Linked DNA regions of Homo sapiens: region 1 is linked to region 2. A link is an interaction called in ENCODE POLR2A ChIA-PET data of the cell type or tissue named here. Cell type or tissue: OCI-LY7. All regions are shown on one strand. Each heading gives the region's core, and the rest is flanking DNA. Links, peaks and the distances in the headings are about the cores only. Region 1 holds the start of SLC44A4 (solute carrier family 44 member 4). Region 2 holds the start of VARS1 (valyl-tRNA synthetase 1).

Region 1 (11,402 bases), core at 3,403-11,402, 84 kb after region 2:
AGGCTGAGGTGGGAAGATTGCTTGAGCCTGGGGGATGGAGGTTGCAGTGAGCTGAGATTGCACTGCTGCACTCCAGCCTGGGCAACAGAGCAAGACCCTGTCTCAAAACAAACAAACAAACAAACAAACAAACAAACAAACAGGAGTAGGCTGAGACTCAGAGGGTGAAGTGGTTGATGGTCCTCAAGTCAGAGCAATGTCCTGGGGAGGGGTGGAGTAAGTCCTGGTATCCAGGGCTGTCTCTCCCAGCCTCAGTTTCCCTCCCCACATGATGGATGGCTCAACAGGAGTACCAGGTATTCTGGGAACTGGTTTCTTCTAGCTCTGCTGGGGGTTGAGTGTGTGACCTTGCACAAGTTTCTTGCCCTCTGTGGCCTCAGTCTTCTCTGCACAATGAGGAATGTGGCCCCTACAGCCCCTCACCCCTACTAGTCCCGCCTCCATGTCCCCTGCTTCCTCTTACCGTGGGGTTGCATGATGTATTTATTGGCACTTTCTCACAGCCGGGGGAGCTGATGTTGGATGCCCAGAGCACATACTGGGGTTGCCCCGATGTAGCCAGGTACCCAGAGGGGAGTCAAGGAAAGCATGATCACACGAGGTCTCCACAGGTCACTCGCTCCTTAGGGACCTGTTCCTAGGTGCTTGTGCAGATCGTTTGCTGCACAGAGAGGGCTGAAATTCAGCCTGTGTGCACCCTTTCAACTCTGTTCAGGCACAGTGCTGGTGTGTCTGCCCAGAGAAAGGGGCACCTCTTCCAGTGACACCAAGGCACTCTACAGGGCAAGTATTGCTTTGTTTTCCATCACCCCCCAGGACTCCAAGAGTGGCTGGCTGCGTGGGCAGAGGATACAGAGCAGTCATGGCCCAGTAGGCAATGCAGATGAGGAGGAGGACAAAGGTGACCAGTGGGTAGAACATGGTAGACATCATCTGTCCCACAGCCCTGCAGGGAGACAAAGCTGTTAACCGGCACCGCCCCAGCTGTCCATCTTCTCAAGGGGCTGACCCCGGCCGGGCGCAGTGGCTCACGCCTGTAATCCCAGCACTTTGGGAGGCTGAGGCGGGCGGATCACGAGGTCAGGAGATCGAGACCATGCTGGCTAACACGGTGAAACCCCATCTCTACTAAAAATACAAAAAATTAGCCGGGCATGGTGGCGGGCGCCTGTAGTGCCAGCTACTCCGGAGGCTGAGGCAGGAGAATGGCGTGAACCCGGGAGGCGGAGTTTGCAGTGAGCTGACATCGCACCACTGCACTCCAGCCTGGTCGACAGAGCGAGACTCCGTCTCAAAAAAAAAAAAAGGGGGGGGCTGACCCCTCTGCCCTCACTGGGGCCTGCCCCACTCCCCCAGGGTGGGACCAACAGGGTTAGTGACATTGTCTTTCATATCTGTGTCCTCAGGGCCTGGTGCAGGGCTAGGCATACTGTAGGTGCTCACTGGATAAACAGAACTGAATAAATCAGGCTCACAGGACCCTTAGAGGAAACTGGGGTCACAGAGAAGCCACCTGGGGCAGCTTCGGGTGGAGTAAGGGAAGATCACCCCCAAGCGTGATCCCTTGGCAGGTGTGTGTGGCAGTTCCTGATCGGGAGCAAGCTGCTGCCCCTCCTGGCCCGGATTCCTGCCGTTCCACTCAGCCACCACCACTCCCACCAACCCCTCTAGAAGGCCTATGTCATATTCCAGGCACTCATTGAATCCTCAAGACAACCCTAGAAGGCAGGAATTATTGTTACCCCCATTTTACAGATGGGGAAGCAAAGCCACAGCAGTGTTCACCACTGTGCTATATTCCTCCCTTCTCCTCTGAGGCTCCCTGCCACCTCTCTAGCACCCCCTAGGTCCCCTAGCACTCCTGGGTCCACGCTGTCCTCAACCCCATCTCCCTCCCAGGCAGGCCCTAACTTGCTGGCCTCCTTCAGGAGGGCGATGGCAATACGAATCCGCTGCCGCAGGAAGATGAGCATCAGCAGCAGGATGGCTTCAAGCACCGCCAACACGATCACTGCAGAGGACGGGGCAGACAGACCTAGGTCAGGGCCAGGGCTGGGGCCGGGCATGGCCCAGGGCGGTCCTTGGGCAGCTGGTGGCTTGGGGGTGGGCAGGACACTCACGGGCGGCCAGCCAGGTCTCCTGCACGCTCTGGTAGGCACTGAGGTTGGTGGTGAAACCCAGCTGGGAGATGGAGGCGCCCTTGTCCCGCAGCACTCGGTACTCCTCCCAGCAGTAGTAGATGCCGTATGCCAGCACGCCCAGCACTCCCAGGATCAGCACCAGCACCAGGGGCCCAGCCACCAGGCGCAGAAGCAAGATAAACAGTAGGCTCAAGACCAGAGCCACCCCCAGGGCACTGTAGGCAGGGTGAGGACAGTGAGGTTCAGCCCTAGCCCCTCAAATCTTTCCCCTTACAGAGGCCCTCCCTGCCTTTCCACACACCACCCAATGTCCCCAGATTAGGCCTCTTTCCCTTATAAATCCTGTTGGTCTTGGAATCCATTCGGAGCTCTGGCTCCTCCTCCTCTGTCCAAAGCCTGTGTTTCAGACATTGGGCGAGGGGGTAGAGGATCAGGGAGGAAGAAGGCAAGGACACAAGAGGAGGGGAATCTGGTGACTCACACAAGAATCCAATACCAGGACTGGGCAAAATCTTCAAAGATCTTAACACTGATGTCTCGGGCATTGAGGCTGTCAATAAGACCGCTGTTGGGGAGACAGAGTCAGATGGGGCTGTGGGTGGAAGGGGTGTGGCCAGGATGTGGGGGAGGGAGGTGCCTACCTGATCCCCTGCTGTATGGTGGTGTCATTGGTGATCCCTGGGAGCGCCGGTGGAGTAACGTTGGTCCATGGAAAGCAGCGCCCCAGAGCTGGAAGGGAGAGCCGGGCTGCTGGGTTGGGGGCCAGGAGCTCTGCCTGGAGGGTCTCTGGCCCCCTCCCAGTCCACAGTGCCCTTAGGGGAGGGAAGGGTGATGGGCCTTGCATCCCTCAGTGGGCTGCTTTTGATTTCACAAATGGGCTTCTGCCCTGTGGAGCCCAGTCTATCCCCTGCCTCCCCTCCCTGTCGTGCCTTGGTTTGGACCCTCCTCTCCGCTGGCCTCAACTCTTAGAACACCCTGTCACCCTTCCATCCACCCTCCACCCGAGTGGAGTGCCAGGGAGACCGTGGCACTGCCTGGACTTCATCACTCCAGGGTTCTGGGTCCCTTTGTGACTCAGACATCTCCAGAGGCTCTGCCCCAGAGACAGCATCCACACTCCCTGGCCAGGCTTCCAGGCTCTCCTGTGCAAATCCAGCCCATGTTCCCTTCTACTCTGTACCTTTGCTCTTACTGTGCCTCTCTCTCAGGGCTCTCTTTCCACCAGAAATCCCATCCATGACTCCCTGTTCAAATCCAGCTCCATCTCACCTCCTCCAGGAAGCCTTCTGACCTTATCCCCACCTCCTTTGGCAACTGTTATGTGCCTACAGAGCCACTTACTGCCATCCTTGCAACAACTTTGCCAGGCAGCCTTGCTTTGTCATTTATTTATCTATTTATTTATTTATTTTCTTATTTTTGAGTCAAGGTCTTGCTCTGTCACCCAGGCTAGAGTGCAGCTGCATGATCATAGCTTACTGCAACATTGAACTTCTGGGCTCAAGCGATCCTCCCCACTTAGCCTCCCAAGCAACTGGGACTATAGATGTGCACCACCACACTTGGCTAATTTTTAAATTTTTTGTACAGATGGGGTTTTGCTGTGTTGCCCAGGCTGGCCTCAAACTCCTGGGCTCAAGCAATCCTCCCACCTCAGCCCCCCAAAGTGTTGGGATTACAGGTGTGAGTCACCTCACCTAGCTTATTTATTTTTTAGAGGCAGGGTTTCTCACTCTATTGCCCAGGCTGGAGTGCAGTGGCACAATCATAGCTCACTGTAACCTCCAACTCCAGGACTCAAGTGATCCTCCCGCCTTAGCCTCCTGAGCAGTTGGGACTACAGGCATGAGCCACTGCACCTCACTGTCATTTACATTCTAAAGATGAGGAAACAAGGTTCAGAGAGGTTGCATAGTTGGGTCAAGACCATAGGGCTGGAAAGTGCTAGAATTTATATTCAGATCTACTTGACTTTGAAGTATTCACTTGAGATACTCCTTACTGTACTTAAATTGATAACTGGATATCTCATCTTATGCTATAAATTGTCTAATTTTTTTTTTTTGAGATGGAGTCTCACTGTTGCCCAGGCTGGAGTGCAGTGGCACCATCTCGGCTCACCGTAAACTCCGCCTCTGGGCTCAAGCAATTCTCCTACTTCAGCCTCCCGAGTAGCTGGGATTTCAGGTGCCCACCACCACACCTGGCTAATTTTTGTATTTTTAGTAGAGACGGGGTTTCACCATGTTGGCCAGACTAGTCTCGAACTCCTGACCTTGTGATCCGCCCGCCTCGGCCTCCCAAAGTGCTGGGATTACAGGTGTGAGCCACTGCTCCCGGCCTAAAATTTTTGTTTGAGACGGAGTCTCGCTCTGTCAGCAAGGCTAGAGTACAGTGGCACGATCTTGGCTCACTGCAAAGCTCACTGCAACCTCTGCCACCCGGGTTCAAGCAATTCTCCTGCCTCAGCCTCCTGAGTAGCTGGGATAAGAGGTGCATGCCACCACGCCCAGCTAAGTTTTGTATTTTTAGTAGAGATAGGGTTTCGCCATGTTGGCCAGGCTGGTCTCGAACTCCTGATCTCAGGTGATCTGCCTGCCTCAGCCTCCCAAAGTGCTAGGATTACAAGCATGAGCCACCATGCCTGGCCTAAAAATTGTTTTATATTAAAAATGACATTTGCAACTGGGTGTCGGGGCTCATGTCTGTAATCCCAGCACTTTGAGAGGCTGAGGTGGGAAGATTGCTTGAATCGAGGAGTTCAAGACCAGCCTGGGCAACATAGCAAGACTTCATCTCTTAAAAAAAAAAAAAGACATTTGCTACTGGAAGGAAGAGCACACTGTAAAAGAAAAAAAGTTCAACTGTGATCCTACCACCCAGCCACGTTCACTTATAACATTTGAACAAATATCCTTCTAGCCTTTTCCCTGTGCATATATAAAAATGATATGTGTGCAGGCTGGGCGTGGTGGCTCATGTCTGTAATCCCAGCACTTTGGGAGGCCAAGGTGGGTGGATCACGAAGTTAGGAGTTCAAGACCAGCTTGGCCAAGATAGTGAAACCCCGTCTCTACTAAAAATACAAATTTAATAAATAAATTTAATAAATAAAATAAAAATAAAAATTAGCCGGGCGTGGTGGCGGGCACCATGTGCTGTAATTCCAGCTACTCGGGAGGCTGAAGCAGAGAAGCGCTTGAACCCGGGAGGCGGGGGTTGCAGTGAGCCGAGATCACGCCACTGCACTCCAGCCTGGGCAACAGAGGAAGACTCCGTCAAAAAAAAAAAAATGTGTGTGTAGATTCACCCATGTATGTTTTCATGAGATTTTCATACAGTCTCTTTGTGAACAACTCTAATCTCTTCACCTAGAATGTAGCTGAAGCAGGGAGCAGTTGTTATCCCTGCCTCTGTCCCCAGCACCTGGCACATAGTAGGTCCCCAAAACACTGATGGTCTGACTGCAAGGCCACATAACAAAGAGCAAAATGAAGACCTGATGCTAATTCCAATTTTGCCACCAACAAGCTATGTGACTTCACTCTCTCTGGGCCTGATTTCTTCATTCAAGCAATGAAAACACTGGACTAGATGACGTCTGAGGAAGGAATCTGTGCTTCTCACCTGGAGCAGAGGGGAGGAGGAAACTGGGGCAGAGTTCCTGTTGCAGGCTTGTGATCACCGTCTGTGGCAGGAGTGAAAGGACAGACACACAGACACAGAGCAGGATGAAGAAGCAGGTCCCCTCACCACCACCATGGGGCTCAGCCTGTCCCACACTCCCCAGGAGAGCCAACCTGGTGATGATCTACCCAACTCCCCCTCCCTCTCGTGCCCACCCTGGCCCTTCTGGGCGACAGTGATGAGGTTAGGGGCAATATTCACCATATTCCAGGGTACCCCTGGCAGACAAAAGTTCCTGTTTTTTGTATAGAAGACTTCCCCAACAGTCTGTGAGAACTCGTTTTTTCCCACAGTCCATGGGTCCTCCGGGCAGGAGGACACACACACCTGGGTGCAGAGAGAACACTAAGGGGCTGGAACCTGAGACCCTGGGTGAGATCTGGGGTAGAGGCAGGTCCCAGGCTCTGACCTGGGGTGTGGGGCACTGTAGGCCGTTCTCAGCAACTGAGATGATGTTGCTGGACAGGATGCAGCTGAAGATGTTGAAGTACAGGAGATACGGCTTATCTCTGTGGGAGGGGAGGGACCATGTGCATCAGGGCCTGGTCAGGTGTTGGGGGAGGGGAGGGACCACTAGGGTGGCTTCTCAAGAATACAGTGGGCCCAGCCCAGCGTGGCCCATACCAGTCACCTCCCAGCTCCTGGCCCTAGCTCAGCTGGGGAGGTAGGGAGATGCCTAGAAGATCTCTCAGAGTAAGTCACCATTGCAGCAGCTGACAAATAGCTCAGAGCATGAACTTGGAGCTCCACAACTTCATATCATCTTTATGATCTTGAGCAAGTCACCTGTTCTCGGTCTTAGTTCTACTCCATATAAAACAGTAGTGCCTACCTCATGAGATTTCAATGCGCTTGTGTGTGTAAAGTTTACTGCCTGCCTGGAACATAGTAAATGCTATATAAATATTTGAGGTTTTATTATTTATTGGACATCTGTATGTGAGGACTGTTGGCATTGCTTCTGGAATTCCCCTTGAATTTCAAATAAGGAAATCAAAGCTCAGAGAGCTTGAGTAACTTGTCCAAGGCCACACAACCAAAACTTGGTCCAGTTGGGGATCCAAACACCAATCTCTGAACTGTAAAACTCATACACTTAACACGACTCTCCACTGCCTCCCATTTCTGGGGGGACTCAAGAAGCTAACTGTCCAGCAATGGTTCTTAACGTGGCCTGGAGTTGTCAGATTCAGGGAGGCTGAGGTGGGGTGGGGACAGCAGGGAAAGGCTGTGGAAGAGCACGGACAGGTCTGGAGCCTGAGTTGGGGGGGTGTCTCCTGCCCACCCTACCTCGCCTCGCTCCTGCACTCCTCTTCTCGCCTTTGTACTCACTTGTTCTCCCCCATGCCACAGTAGGCCCCAGTAGAGTTCCTGGGGTAGAGGACTTGCCGGGGGTCTCCATACAACCAGGCTGCAGACAGAGGCACAGATGAGTCATTGGAGGGCAGGGACTTAGTGGGGCAGTTATGGGAATGGTCCCTCCCTGGGTTCCTGTCCCTCACCCACTGCCCTGGCTCTGAGCAGCTGGAAACTCACCCACAATCCCCACCACGATGTAACCTAGAATGAAGAGCAGGAAGAGGACGCAGCAGATGACATCTGTGCAGCTTCTGAGAGAGAAACGAAACGGGAGGCTGAGCTAAGGAGACTTGGGGAGGTAGGGCTTATGGTCTGGAGGGGTTAAGGGTTAGAGAGTTGGGTGATGCTGCAGCATGGGCATCAGTAGGCTTTATTTTTATTTTTTTATTGCTTTTACTTTTTTATTTTGAGACAGGGTCTCACTCTGTCACACAGACTGGAGTGCAGTGGTGCAATCTTGGCTCACTGCAGCCTCTGCCTCCTGGGTTCAAGCAATTCTCCTGCCTTAGCCTCCCGAGTAGCTGGGATTACAGGCGCGTGCCACTACTGCCCGGCTAATTTTTTTTAAATATTTTATTTAGAAAACCTAGCCAGGCACAGTGGCTCACGACTGTAATACTAGCTACTTGGGAGGCTGAGGCAGGGCAATCCCTTGAGGCCAGGAGTTTGAGACCAGCCTGGGCAACATAGTGAGATCCCATCTCAAAGAAATTAGCCTGGTGTGATGGTGCATGCCTGTAGTCCCAGCTACTCGGAAGGCTAGGGCAGGAGGATCACTTGAGCACAGGAGTTCGAGCCTGCAGTGAACCCCCATCTCCAAAACACAAAAAGAAAGAAAACCTTTTTCTGGGTGGGTAAACTTTCTTCTGAAGTAAAAGACAGAAAAGCACACAACTCGCAAGGGCTCAGCTGGGTGAGTTCTCTCGCTTGTGAAGCCGGCACTTAAGTCAAGAAACAGAACATCCCCCCAGAACTGGGAAGCCCTCGATGCCTGCTCCAGACACAACAATCCCCCCAGGGCACCACCCATCTGGGGCAGGAGTTTCTCTTTTTCACAAGTTTCCTACTAATATTTTAGCAAATACAAAGCAAATACTGGATTCCACACTGCACCCACCACCCCCGCCAGCCCCCGGAGCAGTGCCCAGAGCTCACCTGTTCTTGATGGGGCCTCGAAAGGAGGGGTCGTATTTGACTGGCTTCCCTGAGGGACATGAGAAGAGGTGTGGAGGATGAGTCTCTCTCTGCATATCTTGTCCTGCTGAGTCCTCCTAGCCCCAGGATCCTACCCAGGCCTCAGGTGTTTGGAGGGAGATGGGCTAGGGCAGGACTGGCAGGAGGGGAAAACTGGGGAGCAGGAAAGGTAGGATCCAGGCCTGGTCAGCAGCTCAGCAGCTCCCTGGGAGCTCCACCCAGGCTGCCATGGGGAGGGGAAGGAAGGCCTTTATAGTTTCCGGCTCACATCTCAAGGCAGTCAGTCTGGGAAATGGCCTTGGTCCCCTGCCCTACCCTGGCACGGTTCTCCTGAGTCTCCCTTTAGCTGGGATGTGGGACTCCCAGTGGCTCTCACTCCCTCATTCTCATCCCTGCCTCCTCCCTAATCCCTCCCCAGGGACCACACAGACCCACAGCCCCTCAGGGAGGTCATGGCCTCTTCCCCTATCTGCCCCAGGCCCTACCTTACCCTCTGGTTCAAGGCTATGGGGAAAGAAACTGGAGACAAAGGTGTCAACCCCAGCAGGGCCTGGGGAGGGAAGCGGCCCTGTACATCCTCACTCTGGTGGGACCTCAGTCCCCTGGCCACAGTGTGCTCCGGGCTCTGGGCCAGCAGTCAGAGTGACACCTGAGCCCAGCCATAGAGATTGCAGGCACGTTGAGTTCCTGGTCCTCCCTGAGTACACACACAGGGAGGAGGAGGGCTGGGCAGTCAGGGTTCCTTGTGGGCACTGAGGAGGGAGAGCCGAGGGCTGGGCAGGAGTCTGGGAAGGAGCGGGTGGGGTCCACTTTCCCCAGGTGCGCTGGACTCTGTCCCTCCATGGCTCATGGACAATGATTGACCTGAAGCCGCTCCAGGAAGTCTACTCGGGAGTCCTCACTGCCTGCTCCCCTATGGCCCTAAGGGACTCAAGCCTCTCCTCGAGAAGGTCCCTCATAGGGGTTCCTTCCCCTTCAGACCAGAAGACCAGGGGGGCCTCCGCAGGTGAGTCCCCAGCCTTCACTGCTCGTGGGGATCTGGAGGCCAGTCCCCAGCTCCCTCTCTCCTCAGAACCCCAGCCCCTTTTCCTTGCAGATTCTGGAAACAGGCTCCCTGCTGTTTCTCCCCTCAGGCTTCACCCTTCACAGGAACCCCAGGGGCCCTGTCCCTATTCCTCAGAGTACCCCAAGACCAGCTCCTGCTCCTAGCTCCTCACAGAGACCCCTAGGCAGGACCCCAGCCCCCTTTCCACAAAGACCCTCAGCCCCAACTCCTCACAGGGACCCCCAGCAGAACCCACTCCCTCTGCCACTTCTCCCAGAGACCCTGGCAGGCAGAGGCCAGCCCACTCAGGGTCCCCTCACTCCTCAAGGGAGCCGGCAGACCACAAGCAGCTTTCGCCCTCAGAGACCCAGACTCCAGGCTGAACCTCCTCCTCCTTACAGGGACCCTGGCCTCACTGGTTGCAGGCTCTGCAGCACAGGACACTCCCAGCATCCAGCCCTATTCTGCTCAGGGCCCCAACCTGCCACCTTCCATCTCGGCTTTGTTTCCTAGGGCCCTGCCCTTAGGGACCCAGAGTCCAGGCCTGAAATACCCCCCTCCTCCCAAGGACCTCAGCCCCAACTCTTCAGAGGCACCCAGCTTCACTCCCCATGGGCTCCCCAGCAACAGCCCCAGCCCCCGGGCCCCATCCTCCTCCCAGGACCCTGACTCCCTCCCTCCATGGCTCCCGGTTCCCGGGCCCTCCCCTCAGGGACACAGTACTCTCCTTAGTTCCTCTCCCTGGAGCCAGCCCCAGACACCATTCCCAAAGTACCCGTCCTCCCCTCCCTCCACAGGGTCCCGGGCCTCGCCCCAGTCTCACCGTAGGCCTCGTCATCCTCGTCCCGCTGCTTTCCCCCCATGGCTCAGTCTCCGGAGTGATTGGAGCCCTGGAGACCTGGCGTCTCACCTGCTGCCCGCCCCGCCCTCCCACACGTCACAGCCCCACCCCCGCCTGTGGTCCCCGACACACTCTAGTTCCTTCTTCTCAACTTTGTGCCCAGCGGGCTGGGGAGCTGGAGCCTGGGACGGGGGCTCAGGGCTATTTCCTGGGGGCACTACGGACCACAGTGAACGACCTGGCATGCTCTGATAAGAAAACGCTTTATAATCTCGCCAACTACCTTAACTGCCGTACACTCCCAACACGCTCCCGCCAAAGATTAAAGTGTGGAAATTGGACCTGTTTTTTCCTTTTTGAGATGGAGTTTCGCTCTTGTTGCCCAGGCTGGTGTGCAGTGACTCAATCTTGGCTCACTGCAACCTCCGCCTCCTGGCTTCAAGCGGTTCTCCTGCCTCAGTCTCTGGAGTAGCCAGGATTACAGGTGCCTGCCACCACGCCCAGCAAATTTTTTCTATTTTGAAAGATGGGGTTTCACCAAGTTGGCCAGGCTGGTCTTGAACTCCTGATCTCAGGTGATTCGCCTGCCTTGGCCTCCCAAAGTGCTGGGATTATAGGTGTCAGCCACCGTGCCTGTGAAACTGGATCTTCATAGTGGCCCCCCACCTCCCTGCCCCGCACTGGGCGGCCATCACACCAGCCACACCTGTCCAGCCTGCTTCCCATCCTATTCTGGCCCTTGGACCCACATTCCCTCTAGCCAAGTATGCTTTCTCCCCACCCCAACACAAAAATCGCAGTTTATTACCAAACCCAACATTTATTGAGAACAAAAGGAACCAGTTGGCATAGAGGCCCGACTTCAATTCATCAAACTTCAACTGAGGATGGGGAACACGGGGGGTGGCCAGCCCTGAAGTTGCCCTCCCAGGGAGGAACCAGCTCTGGGAGGGAGGGGCTGTCAGACCTCCAGGGCCTGGCTGGGATCTCTGGTCAGGAATGTGTGAAAGGGTGGTGGGGAGAGAAGATGGCAGCACCCCCAGGCATGGGCTGCGAGCAGCTGGTGGCAGAGGAGGCGGCTGAGCTGTGGCCATCCATGCTGGGGAGAGAGGGTGTGGTCCGTTCTCATGTGTTG
Region 2 (12,722 bases), core at 2,924-10,923:
GGGGACAAGTACTGGTGCAGAGGACACTGGGAGTTCAGGCTCCATGGGAGACGGGGTCCTGATCATGTGCCATCTGGAGGAATCTGGAGCTCCCAGAGCCAAGACAGGGAACATGAAGGGCCATGATATGGAAAGGGCCATGGCGAGGGGTGGGAAGTGGCATTTGCAGCTGAGCCCTCCATGGTGTTTTACATGGGCCAGCTCCTGAGAGAGGGCCACAACACCTCTGCTTTCTCCTGTGGGGGTCCCACCCTGGGGAGACTCCTACTCCTGCCCCAGCTTTGACACTCCTCCCACGCACAGGGTCCATGGTGAAACAGGCTCGATCCCAGTCCAAGGAGCTGCCAAGCTTCTTCAACTGGTGGTAAATCCGGTCACCTTTCCTGGAAGCAGACAGGCTGAGGTCAGCACTCGTGCCTGGGCTAGAGGGAGACATCAGGTGGCTGACTGGGCAGTGTGGAGATCACCCATCCCCCTGAAATTTACCTGGGCCCTAGAGCCAACTGACTCTGCCTCTGTGGGAGGGTCTGACCCTGTGGCCAAGGGGTTACAGGTGACAGAGGTCTTCTGGATAGGGGACAGGGAGGCAGGGCTGCGATGCCCACAGGGATGCTGCATACTCACTCCTCCTTCCACTTCCAGACTTCCTGTAGAAAGGCCTCGCGGCCCAGCTGGTGCCGGCTCAGTCCCTGCTCACGCCATAGCTTCTTCTCCACCACCACCTGGGTGGCAATACCTGCATGGTCACAGCCAGGGTTCCACAGGGTGGTCTCCCCACGCATGCGGTGCCTGTTAGGGGGCATGGAGGACCAGAGGGTGAGCCAGGCCAGTGGGGCCTGGCACCAAAGAAAGCAGAGGCTTCAGGCAAGGAGTCAGTGGACTAAATAAAGAAGCAGGGAGGCCGGACGCGGTGGCTCACGCCTGTAATCCCAGAACTTTGGGAGGCTGAGGTGGGTGGATCACCTCAGGTGGGGGAGTTCGAGATGAGCCTGGCCAACATGGTAAAACCCCGTCTCTACTAAAAATACAAAATTAGCTGGGCATGGTGGCATGCGCCTGTAATCCCAGCACTTTGGGAAGCCGAGGTGGGTGGATCACCTGAGGTGGGGACTTCAAGATAAGCCTGGCCAATATGGTAAAACCCTGTCTGTATTAAAAATACAAAATTAGCTGGGCGTGGTGGCATGTGCCTGTAATCCCAGCTACTTGGAAGGCTGAGGCAGGAGAATTGCTTGAACCCGGGAAGCAGAGGTTGCAGCAAGCTGGGATCATGCCATTGCACTCCAGCCTGGGTGACAGAGTGAGACTCCGTCTCCAAAAAACAAACAAAAAAAAAAAGAAAGAAGCAGGGGTGGAGCTGGAACCCTTGTGATTCTAAAGCTAGTCAAGGAGAAAAGATTTGAAGGAAGAGCCAAGGCAATATGGAAAAAGAACAAAGACAGGCATGCGTGGTGGCTCACACCTGTAACCCCAGGACTTTGGGAGGCCAAGGCGAGTGGATCACTTGAGGACAGGAGTTCGAGACCAGCCTGACCAACATGGCAAGACCCTGTCTCTACCAAAAATATAAAAATTAGCCAGGATGGTGGTGCATACCTGTAATCCCAGCTACTTGGGAGGCTGAAGCACGAGAATCGCTTGAAGCTGGGAGGGGGAGGTTGCAGTGAGTTGAAATTGTGCCACTGCACTCCAGCCCGGATGACAGAGTGAGACTCTGTCTCAAAAAAAAAAAAAAAAAAAAAAAAAAAGAACGAAGAGGAGGCTCCTGCCAAACAGGATAGCAAAAGTTCTAATTGTTAAAATAAGTTACTAAACAGGAACAAAATAGTACCTGGAAACAGATACAAGCAAATTTAGTGTTTGTGAAAGTTGGCACTTCCTATCAGTAAAATAAGGATAAACTATTCAAAATGTTTGAAACAACTAGCTAATTATTTGGAAAAAATCTCCCCCTTACCAATAGTCACAAAAAGAAACTTTAGATAGATTAAAGAATTCAAGCCAGGCACAGTGGCTCAAGCCTATAACCCCAACACTTTGGGAGGCCAAGGTGAGAGGACTGCTTGAGCCCAGGAGTTGCAGACTAGCCTGGGCAACATAGTGAGACCTAGTCTCTGCAAAAAAAAAAAAAAAAAAGCCAGGCATGGTGGCGTGCACCTTTGTTCCCAGCTACTTGGGTGGCTGAGGTTGAGGCTGCACCAAGCTATGATTGTGCTGTGATCATGCCGATGCACTCCAATCTGGCCAACACAGTGAGAGAGACTCTGTCTCAAAAATAAATAAATAAACAAATAAATAAAAATAAAAAGTTGATATAACTCTATTCCATTAAAGTAATGGGAGTGTCTCACATTTTATTTAAACCACGTTCACTGGAAAAAAAATGTGGCTACCTTAAGAGTTTTATAAGAAGTATGTGGCCAGGCACAGTGGCTCACACCTGTAATCCCAGCACTTTGGGAGGCCGAGGCAGGCGGCTTACTTCAGGTTAGGAGTTCAAGACCAGCTTGGCCAACATGGCAAAACTCTGTCTACTAAAAATGCAAAAGAATTAGCTGGGCGTGGTGGTGCGTGCCTGTAGTCCCAGCTACTCAGGAGACTGAGACACAAGAATCGCTTGAACCCAAGTGGTTGAGGTTGCAGTGAGACGAGATCGCGTCACTGCACTCCAGCCTGGGCGACAGAGCGAGACTCTGTCTCAATTAAAAAAAAAAAAGTAGTCATTCTGTTTTCATGTAAACAAACTTGGAGGCCAGGTATGGTGGTTCATGCCTGTAGTCCCAGCACTTTGGGAGACTGAGGCAGGAGGATTGCTTGAGCCCAGAAGTTCAAGACCAGCCTGGGCAACATAGCGAGACCCTCTCTTGATTTTATTAAAAAATTGAAAAACAGGGCCGGGCGTGGTGGCTCACGCCTATAATCCCAGCACTTTGGGACGCCGAGGTACGCGAATCACGAGGTCAGGAGATCGAGACCATCTTGGCTAACACGGTGAAACCCCGTCTCTACTAAAAATACAAAAAAAATTAGCCAGGCGTGGTGGTGGGCTCCTATAGTCCCAGCTACTCAGGAGGCTGAGGCAGGAGAATGGTGTGAACCTGGGAGGAGGAGCTTGCAGTGAGCAGAGACTGCGCCACTGCACTCCAGCCTGGGTGACAGAGCAAGACCCCATTTCCAAAGAAAAAAAAAAAATTGAAAAATTGAAAAAACAAAAACGCAAACACAAACGCAAACAACTTGGCCATTGTATGTTATGTGTATTTAACAGAACTGTTGGCTGGACGAAGTGGCTCATGCCTGTCATCCTAGCACTTTGGGAGACCGAAGCGGGAGGATCACAAGGTCAGGAGCTCGAAACAAGCCTGACCAACATGGTGAAACCCCGTCTCTACTAAAAATACAAAAATTAGCCAGGTGTGGTGGCATGCGCCTGTAATCCCAGCTACTCAGAAGGCTGAGGCAGGAGAATCGCTTGAGCTCAGGAGGCAGAGGTTGCAGTAAGCGCGCATCACTGCACTCCAGCCTGGGAAACCGAGAGAGACTCTGTCTCAAAAAAACAAAAAAAACAAAAAAAAAAACAGGCCAGGCGCGGTGGGTCACGCCTGTAATCCCAGCACTTTGGGAGGCCGAGGTGAGCAGATCATGAGGTCAAGAGATCGAGACCATCCTGGCCGACAGGGTGAAACCCTGTCTCTACTAAAAAAAATACAAAAAATTAGCCAGGCGTGGTGGCGGGCGCCTGTAGTCCCAGCTACTCAGGAGGCTGAGGCAGGAGTATGCTGTGAACCTGGGAAGCAGAGCTTGCAGTGAGCCAAGATTGCGCCACCGCACTCCAGCCTGGGCGACAGAGAGAGACTCTGTCTCAAAATAATAATAATAATAATAAAAATAAAAAAATAAAACATATAACTGTTTTCCTAGCTCTCAGTTACTTGCAAAATGCACAATCAAACATTATATTCCCAGTGCTCAGAGCAGAGGTGGCACATAGTTGGGCCCAGTAAATATTTTTTGACCACATTAATTTAGTACATAAGACACCAGAAAAAATTCTCAAAATTTAAATATAATAAACCCTGGTTTCCAAAAATGGTAAAGTTATTTTAAAATACTTTTTAAAAAGATTTGTCACCTAGAATATTACTTTGTATTTATCACTAATTAAAATATTAACAGTGAAAACAAATAGTAACAGAAAACAGGAGAAACATTTACAATTAACAGGAAAACTACCACACAATAATACAACAAAAACATTTACAATATTTAACAAAAAAATTGATACCCAGAACAGGTAAAGAATTCTCAAAAAAAAAATTAAAAAGAAAAAGAACGAAGAATCAATAGAAAAACGGGGAAAAGATAGATACAGACAATTCACATATGGGTAAACCTGACTGGCCAAAAAACATGAAAATAGGCACAACTTCAATAGCAATCAGAAAGGTACAAAGTAAAACAACAGAGGTATTTTTTTGCCCATCAGATTGGCAAAACTAATTAGGCAACCCTAATGCTCAGGCTTAGCAAGGGTGGGGAAATGAACACTCTCACAGCAATTCCTGGAGGTATCAATCAGCAAAGCCATTCTGCAGGGCAACTTGGCAGCTTCCGTTTGTACTTAATATAGGTGTGCCCCTGCCGACCTAGCAGTTTCACTTCTTGATAGCTACACCAGCGAAACCCTTCCACACATGCTTCAGCAAGCATATAGAGCAGGGGTATCCAATCTTTTGGCTTCCCTGGGCCACATGGAAGAATTGTCTTGGGCCACAGATAAAATACACTAACACTGGCTGGGAGCAGTGGCTCACGCCTGTAATCCCAGCACTTTGGGAGTCCGAGGCGGGCGGATCACGAGGTCAGGAGATCGAGACCATCCTGGCTAACATGGTGAAACCCCGTCTCTACTAAAAATACAAAAAAAAAATTAGCCGGGCGTGGTGGTGGGCACCTGTAGTCCTAGCTACTTGGGAGGCTGAGGCAGGAGAATGGCGTTAACGTGGGAGGCGGAGTTTGGAGCTTGCAGTGAGCCGAGACTGTGCCACTGCACTCCAGCCTGGGTGACAGTGCAAGACCCGTCTCAAAAAATAAATAAATAAATAAATAATAAAAATAAATTTAAAAAAATACACTAACACTAACGATAGCTGATGAGCTAAAAAAAAAAAATCGCAAAAAAATTCTTAAATGTTTAAACAAAGTTTACAAATTTGTGTTAGGCTGCATTCAAAGCCGTCCTGGGCCGCATGTGGCCCACAGGCTGCAGGTTGGACAAACTTGATATACAGGGATGTGCATTAGAGTAAGGTTTTCAACAGAAAAAAAACAAAAAACAAAAAACAGAATGAATCATTAATTAAAAAGTGACTCCAGGCCGGGAGCAGTGGCTCACGCCTGTAATCCCAGCACTTTGGGAGGCCGAGGCAGGCAGATCACCTGAGGTCAGGAGTTTGAGACCAGCCTGGCCAACATGGTGAAACCCCATCTCTACTAAAAATACAAAAATTAGCCAGGCGCGGTGGCAGGTGCCTGTAATGCCAGCTACTTGGGAGGCTGAGGCAAGAGAATCGCTTGAACCTAGGAGGTGGAGGTTGCGGTGAGCCGAGATCATGCCACTGTACTCCAGCCTGAGCAAAAAGAGTGAAACTCTGTCTCAAAAAAAAAAAAAAAAAAAAAAAAAAAAAGAATGACTTCACTATGGTACAGCCACACTATGAGATATTATGGAACAATTAAAAAGAAGGAAGTCAGTATGTGTGGTATGTGTGTAAGGACAAGGAAAGATCTCCAAGAGAAAGTATTAAGTGTAAGAAGAAAGCTAGATCATAACAAGTGTAATATGAACCCTTTATGTTAAAAAATAGAAAAGACTCACCCAAAAGGAGAACTATAAATTTCTATGGGTACGTGTATATGTAAGTAAATAGGAAAGATCTGGGAAGATACACATCAAAGTGATAACAATGGCTAAATCTTAGGAGGAAGTAGGTGTGGAGGGGGATGGTCAAGGAGATTTGAAACTTTAAATTTCTTACAAGAATATATTCATATATTTTGGTCAGTTGTGGTGGCGCATTCCTGTAATCCCAGCTACTTGGGAGGCTGAGGCAGGAGAATCACTTGAACCCAGGAGGCAGCGGTTGCCATGAGCCGAGATGGCGTCACTGCACTCCGGCCTGGGCAACAGAACAAGACTCTGTCCCCCCAAAAAAAAATATATATATTCATATGTTCCTAATTAAATTCAAAATAATGTTATTGTTACTAGAAAAAGAAGGGAGAGACTGGGTGTGGTGCCTCACACCTATAATCCCAGCACTCTGGGAGTCTGAGACAGGAGAATCACTTGAGCCAGGAGTTGGAGACCAGACTGAGCAACAAAGTGAAAACTCATCTTTACAAAAAATTAAATTAAATTAAATTAAAATTAAATAAAGAAAGAAGGGATAGAAGAGAGTCTGCAAGTGGCGGTGTTGCATGGGAGTACTGGACTAGGAGAGGAAGCTAAATGATCAGATTGGAATGACAGAGAGAAGTGTAGCACCACTGGGGGCAGAAGTGAGCACCAACCCAGAAGGAGAGAGGCTCGGGGGGCTGTCAGGGAAAAGGAGAGAGCCAGACTAGGCAGAGGGAACCAGAGGAAGGTGCAGATAGAAGCTCACCATCGAGTCAGGGAGTCCTGGATGGCGTTGGTGAGTGCATGGCCCAGGTGCAGGGAGCCTGTCACATTGGGGGGTGGGATGCACATCATGAAGACACCTCGGGGATTTGCTGCTGACACATTAGGACGCTGATGGTGGAGAAGGATGGCACATGTTTAAGGCCTCAGGTCACCTCTCCCAGCCCCTCCCAGGCAACACATCCTTCAGTCCTGCCCTTCCCCACCCCACCCACTCTGGGCCTGGGCAGCAGTGCCTACTCACCCCATACTCTGGCTTGAAGAAGCCCTGCTGCTCCCACCAAGGGTACCAGGCAGCCTCCACATACCGAGGGCTGTAGGAGTCGGGCATGGGGCCACTGACATCTGGGGGAGAGGAAGGGAGGGCTCAGTGCCGTGGCTGGGAGCACTCTGGGAAGGAGACGTGCTGGCAGAGAGGGATCGGGATCTCCGTCACTCACATCATAGGACAGGCATTTGAGGGGCCTAGAGGCAGGGCAGGGGGTCTGCAATTCCTCACCAAACAAAGTGGTGAGAGCAAGAATAGAGCAAGATAGGGTGAAAACTTAGAAGGGGCTGCTGAGGGGTGAGCCCCTTCCCACTCCTAGTACCTTTCTTTTCCCCGGGTGGGGTTGGGAGGTCATAGGTAATGACCCCAGGATCCCGTTTCTCCCTCTTCTCTGGTTTTGGTTTCTTCTGCTTGGGAGGGAGAAGACATAGGCCCAGGCATCAGCCAACCCATCACCGCACACATCAACTTTCCTTCCAGCTCCACCCTCGCCTCACCTCCCCTGGAGGTGGCTGCTGCTGTTGGATCTTCTGCTTCTGTTGGAATTTCTCTAGCTTCTCCCGTTTCTTTGCCTCTTTCTTGAGCTGAGCAGCTGTCTTTGGGAGGGCAGGAGCCTCGGGGCCTAGAGAGAGGTGCAGAAATTCAGACTCAGCCAGCTGGGGACCCTCTTGGACGGCCATACTAGGTTTCAGATGGGGTATTTTAGATGCCCGAGGTCTTGCCCATGCTGACCTCCCCCCTCTCCCTCCTCTCCCGCAGGACCCTGCCCCAGTGATTCTGCCATTTCTAGGAAAAAAAGAAAGTGAGTTGCATGGAAGGCCCCAGGGAAGCCCCTATCCTCCAACTCCTCGCCCTTCCTCACCTGGCTGATGAGAGAGAGGCCTGGCTCCTGAGTATAGAACCACTTCTCCTAGCACGGCTCGGAATTCTGGCTGCCGGACACACGTGACAAACCAGCGAGTCACATTATTCCAGATCCGGCGGGCAGGTGGGTCTAGGACCTGGAACAGGAAATAAATGACTCTTCTCAGTCACCCTACAGTGAGGTCTGAGGAGAGCAGTCTTGTTCTTCCCCAGGCCTGGTGACTCACGTATCGGAAAGGCAGCAGCAAGGCTGTGACAGCCGCCAGGTCAGCCAGAGTGGGGGCCTCCCCGGCCAAGTAGGTGTGCAGCCGAAGCCACTCCTCCAAGGGGCTCAGGGCCCTGCCCAGGGCCCCCAGCACAGCCTGGCAGGAAGGGGAAGAAGTGTGAGACAAGGTTTGGCCCACCTCCATCTCCCACCACAACCCAATCCATGTGGCCTCCCTCCACCCCACTCTCACAAATCACCACCTCTGAGTCCCATTTCTTCACTCAAATAGTCACAATAAAAATACTTCTGGGCGGATCACGAGGTCAGGAGATCGAGACCATCCTGGCTAACATGGTGAAACCTCATCTCTACTAAAAATACAAAAAAAAAATAGCCAGGCGTGGTGGCGGGCGCCTGTAGTCCCAGCTACTCGGGAGGCTGAGGCAGGAGAATGGCATGAACCCAGGAGGTGGAGCTTGCAGTGAGCCGAGATCACGCCACTGCACTCCAGCCTGGGCAACACAGCGAGACTCCGTCTCAGAAAAAAAAAAACAAAACACTTCTGACTCATCCAACAAATCCCTACTCAATACTTATGTGTTAGATGCAATATGTTAAGCATAGAAGTAAAGATTATATGAGGCATCTCAATAACTGCCAGGTTCAGAACATCAATAAATATGTATTAAGTACTTCTCCAGGGAATGAGAGGAAAACACGAACAGATGGACAGAACCCTGACCTGGTAGAGTTAACATTCTTGTAGGGGAACAACAAATGAGCAAATATAAAATGAAGTGCCCTATTTTTCTTAACTCCTATGAAGAAAAATAAAGCAGAATGAGGGGAACAGGGGCCAGGCGTGGTGGCTCACACCTATAATCTCAGCACTTTGGGAGGCCGAGGCGAGCAGACCATCTGAGGTTAGGAGTTCGAGACCAGCCTGGTCAACATGACAAAACCCCATCTCTACTAAAAATACAAAAAATTAGCCGGACAAGGTGGTGGGCGCCTGTAATCCCAGCTACTCAGAAGGCTGAGGCAGGAGAATCGCTTGAGCAGTGAGCTGAGATCGCACCATCGCACCGTGGCACTCCAGCCTGGGCAACAGAAGGAGATTCTGTCTCAAAAAAAAAAAAAAAAAAGAAAAGAAAAGAAATAAAAGAGGGGAACAAACAGGGAATTCCAGAAGAGAGGGACTCTATTTTATTTGTTTGTTTGGACAGACATTCTGAATGCAAGGACTCTATTGTAGATAGGGTGATCACAATATGAGGGAGCAAGTCAGGGTCTGCCACATTCATTCATCCATTCAAGAAATACTAATTTTCCATCATGTGCTCAATACCATGCAAGGAGGCAGAGTTGAAAGTACACCAAGGCACAGGTCTCCTTTGGAAGGACTGATAGTTACAATCTGGCAGGGTTATCTCTCCTCTCACTTACCTTCCTCATTTCATTTCTCTTTTATCTCCTCCCAGCAATTGTCATCTCTCCCTCACCCAGTCTTTTCCTACAATTCAAATAACTTCTATCCTCATCAATTTCAGACTCATCAAACTTTTACTAAGAGACTTTAAAAGTGCCTGGCACTAAACTATGTGCTCTGCGCACATCTTTTAATCCTATTAACTCAGTGAGGCAAGCATTACATCAACTTGCCTGCGTGTTCATAGACATAGGAAGACCAAGACACAGCGGGTCTATGAAACGTGCCCAGGGTTACCATACCAGTTGGCAATCTGGGATTTGATCACTCTTTTCCCACATCTGATGTACTACCTTCTTGTCTCATTGTCCATTCCAGTCCTCGCTTCCCTCCTCTGAATTTCTCCCCTCCCCCTCTTCTGTACAACCCCCTCACCTGGGGGTCCTGGGCCGAGCTTCGGAGTCCCAGGGCCGGCAGCGTTGCTCCACAGGCAGCTGGTATTAACTCCGTGTCGGCGTAACTGACCCACTGTTGGACAAGGACAGCCGCCCGGCTGCCCCCTGGGCCCCCCAGGCCTGCTGGCCACAGCAGCTGGGCCACAGCCGTGGCCCCCCACACCCAGAGCCCACCGGGCCCCTGCTCCAGGGCCGGCAGGCGGGGTGGGGGAAAGGGAGTCCTGCTAGTCGGGGGTGGCTGGAGACAGATGCGGGGGTGGGCTCCTCCCCATCCGGGACCCTCCCCAGCCTCCCCATAGCGAGCGGCTATGAGGGCTCGGAGGCTGGGGAAGGCATCTGGGTGAGGGGAGACGTAGAGGGTGGACATAGTTATGAGAAGGTCCGAACGAAGTGGAAAAACCTAAGGAGAAAGAGAGACAGGGGAAGACTGCGGGATCGAGGTGGGTCCTATGTTTGAGTAGAGAGGGGACCCTCACGGGAGCTCCTTCGCCGCAGACACCCGAGTCCCATAGGACTGAGGGTCTGACCAGGCAGGCTGTCAGGAGCCGAGGACCTGGCTCTCAGAGGGGCAGTGTCAGTGGGGAGTTCCTGGGGAAGAGGAACTATCCACCATCGCGGGGCTTCGGGGAGTGTGGAAGGCTCTCAGGAGCGGGTCGGCGTCTGGTTGGATGCGGGTTCGAGCCGCGTGTACGTACTGGAGGGAGATGGTCAGACTGGGCCGGGAATCCACCTCACAGCCAGGCGCCGGCCGCGGCTGGACCGGCCGAGCGGCCCGGGCGGAGGAGTCGAGCGGGCAGAGACGGTGGGCGGCTCTCCAGGTGACCCTAGTTCCCTAAGATCGCCGCCCCGGCAGCCGGCGCCCACGTGTTCCCCCCTTTGTGACAGGGAGCGTTTCCGGGCCTGCGGGTCCTGGCGGGGGCGGCCGTGCCCCGCCTGCGAGTGCGCGCCCGCCGTGTCCGACACTGCCCCGGGGGCCGCGCGGCTCGCCGCCCGCCGGTCTCACGAGGAACAGCGCGGGGCGCGGGGCGCTGGGCGCGGACGCAGGACGAGAGGACACCCCTGAGCACGACGCTCCCGTCAGGCGCCGCCACGGGCACCTTGTGCGGGTCCTCGGCCGGGTGGCGAGGGCGGCGCCCAGCGGGCAGCTAGGGAACTGGCCCAAGAGGGTCGGCCGGCCCTGCCGGTGGAGGGCGTTCCCCACCCGGTAGCGGGGAGGTGCCCAGCAGGGAGCCGCCTGATGAGGACCGAAGGGGAGGTCCATTTGCCGAGGCCCTGGCGTCCAGCTTCCTCTTTGAGCCTCATCTCCTCATGTATGAAAAAAGGGTGACGGCCGGGCGCAGTGGCTCACGCCTATAATCCCAGCACTTTGGGAGGCCGAGGTGGGCGGATCACCTGAGGTCAGAAGTTCAAGACTAGCCTGGCCAAGGTGGTGAAAGCCCGTCTCACGCCTGTAATCCCAGCACTCTGGGAGGCCAGGGCGGGTGGATCACCAGGTCAGGAGTTCAAGACCAGCCAGGCCAAGATGGTGAAACCCCGTCTCTACTAAAAATACAAAAATTAGCCAGGTGTGGTGGCAGGCGCCTGTAATCCCAGCTACCCCGGAGCCTGAGGCAGGGAATTGCTTGAACCCTGGAGGTTGAGGTTGCAGTGAACTGAGATCGTGCCACTGCACTCCAGCCTGGCGACAGAGCTGCAGTATTTGTAAAAATACAAAAATTAGCCAGGCGTGGTGGCACACACCTGTAAGCCCAGCTACTTGGGAAGCTGAGGCAAGAAGATCACTTGAACCTGGGAGGCGGAGATTGCAGAGCTAAGATCACACCACTGCAGTCCAGCCTGGGTGACAAAGTGAGACTCCATCTCAAAAAAAAAAAAAAAAAAAAAAAATTAGCCGGGCATGGTGGTGGGCATCTGTAATCCCAGCTACTCAGGAGCTGTGGCAGGAGAATCGCTTGAACCGGGAGGCGGAGGTTGCAGTGAGCCAGACCAAGCCAGTGCACTCCACCCTGGGCAACAGAGTGAGACTCCCGTCTCAAAAACAAAAAGGAGGGTCACACTAGATGGTCTCTAAGGGTCCCTTAAGGCTGAGAAGTCTCATCTGTATCATGAACTCATATTTGCTGAATGAGTGAATGAAGTTTAGTAATTCCCAGTCACAACTTTTCTCTAAAATATAAATTACATCACTTGTATTTATCTTCTATACATATTCAGAAAACATGAACTGATTTGGTTGGATTGGTGAAGTCTGGTAGCATGAAATGTATCTTATGACACTATCACATTAATGGAAGGACAGCAAGCACTCCAGTTGCAGGTATGGTATAAGCAAAAGGCCACAGGGAGAACATACAGGTAGGGACATGTTGGGGAAACATGGTGTAGAGCAACTGTATTATATGCTTTATACCAAGGAGAGTAGTGGGAAGCTGAGTTGGATTCTTGGCTGGGTTAACGCAGAGTAACAGGGGCTTGGATGAATTCGACATCCTTTTCCATGTCCCAGCCCCCTGCCCAACACATAGTAACAGAACCAAAACACAAATTTGCATCATAAATTTTATTCCCGATGCGGGACAGATTCCTTCCATCCCCAAATGAATCACATGCTGCCCTGGAAAGACCTAGGAAACTCTCCTACCATCTCCAGAGAAGTAGTGAGAAAGGCAGGTGCTGGGGACTGGGAAGGCTTTGAAGTTTCCCAGCCTACTTATCCTCCCCTTCTCAAGAGAGGATAGCTGTTCCCTATTACTCCTCTCATCCACTCATCCCTTAAAAAAAACCCACAAAACCATCATTAGTAAAAAAACAAAACC

Evidence for each region. ChIA-PET counts read pairs that join two places held together with the same protein. Peaks named below come from ENCODE experiments on the same cell type or tissue, not always from the same donor. Only the 100,000 strongest peaks of a DNase experiment are listed, where the experiment ranks them.
Region 1: POLR2A ChIA-PET joins it to region 2 with 16 read pairs; 15 of 35 experiments call an interaction of 5 or more read pairs at or near these places.

What each region holds. Positions count from the first base shown.
Region 1 is chr6:31,868,692-31,880,093 of GRCh38, forward strand. SLC44A4 (solute carrier family 44 member 4) reads right to left here and starts at 10,306. Exons shown (of 21, transcript NM_025257.3): 1 at 10,250-10,306; 2 at 8,343-8,391; 3 at 7,365-7,438; 4 at 7,161-7,239; 5 at 6,238-6,337; 6 at 6,030-6,155; 7 at 5,769-5,829; 8 at 2,783-2,870; 9 at 2,623-2,706; 10 at 2,121-2,356; 11 at 1,912-2,011; 12 at 854-946; 13 at 464-566. The coding sequence starts at 10,289. It overlaps EHMT2 (euchromatic histone lysine methyltransferase 2), which reads right to left. Exons shown (of 28, transcript NM_006709.5): 28 at 11,068-11,402. The coding sequence ends at 11,393. It overlaps EHMT2-AS1 (EHMT2 and SLC44A4 antisense RNA 1), which reads left to right and starts at 9,117. Exons shown (of 5, transcript NR_174947.1): 1 at 9,117-9,387. RefSeq lists an enhancer at 1,587-2,520. In OCI-LY7, for the core only: no CTCF peak of the experiment used is centred there; no DNase peak of the experiment used is centred there.
Region 2 is chr6:31,784,945-31,797,666 of GRCh38, forward strand. It overlaps VARS1 (valyl-tRNA synthetase 1), which reads right to left and starts at 10,808. Exons shown (of 30, transcript NM_006295.3): 1 at 10,602-10,808; 2 at 9,887-10,306; 3 at 8,042-8,176; 4 at 7,813-7,951; 5 at 7,448-7,572; 6 at 7,273-7,357; 7 at 6,927-7,027; 8 at 6,666-6,793; 9 at 625-789; 10 at 302-383. The coding sequence starts at 10,273. It overlaps LSM2 (LSM2 homolog, U6 small nuclear RNA and mRNA degradation associated), which reads right to left. Exons shown (of 5, transcript NM_021177.5): 5 at 12,452-12,722. RefSeq lists a silencer at 6,406-6,566 and enhancers at 7,062-8,261, 10,406-11,260. In OCI-LY7, for the core only: CTCF peaks have their summits at 6,547 and 6,763; DNase peaks (open chromatin) are centred at 4,647, 6,537, 9,697 and 10,787; H3K4me3 peaks cover 3,008 bases; H3K27ac peaks cover 2,763 bases.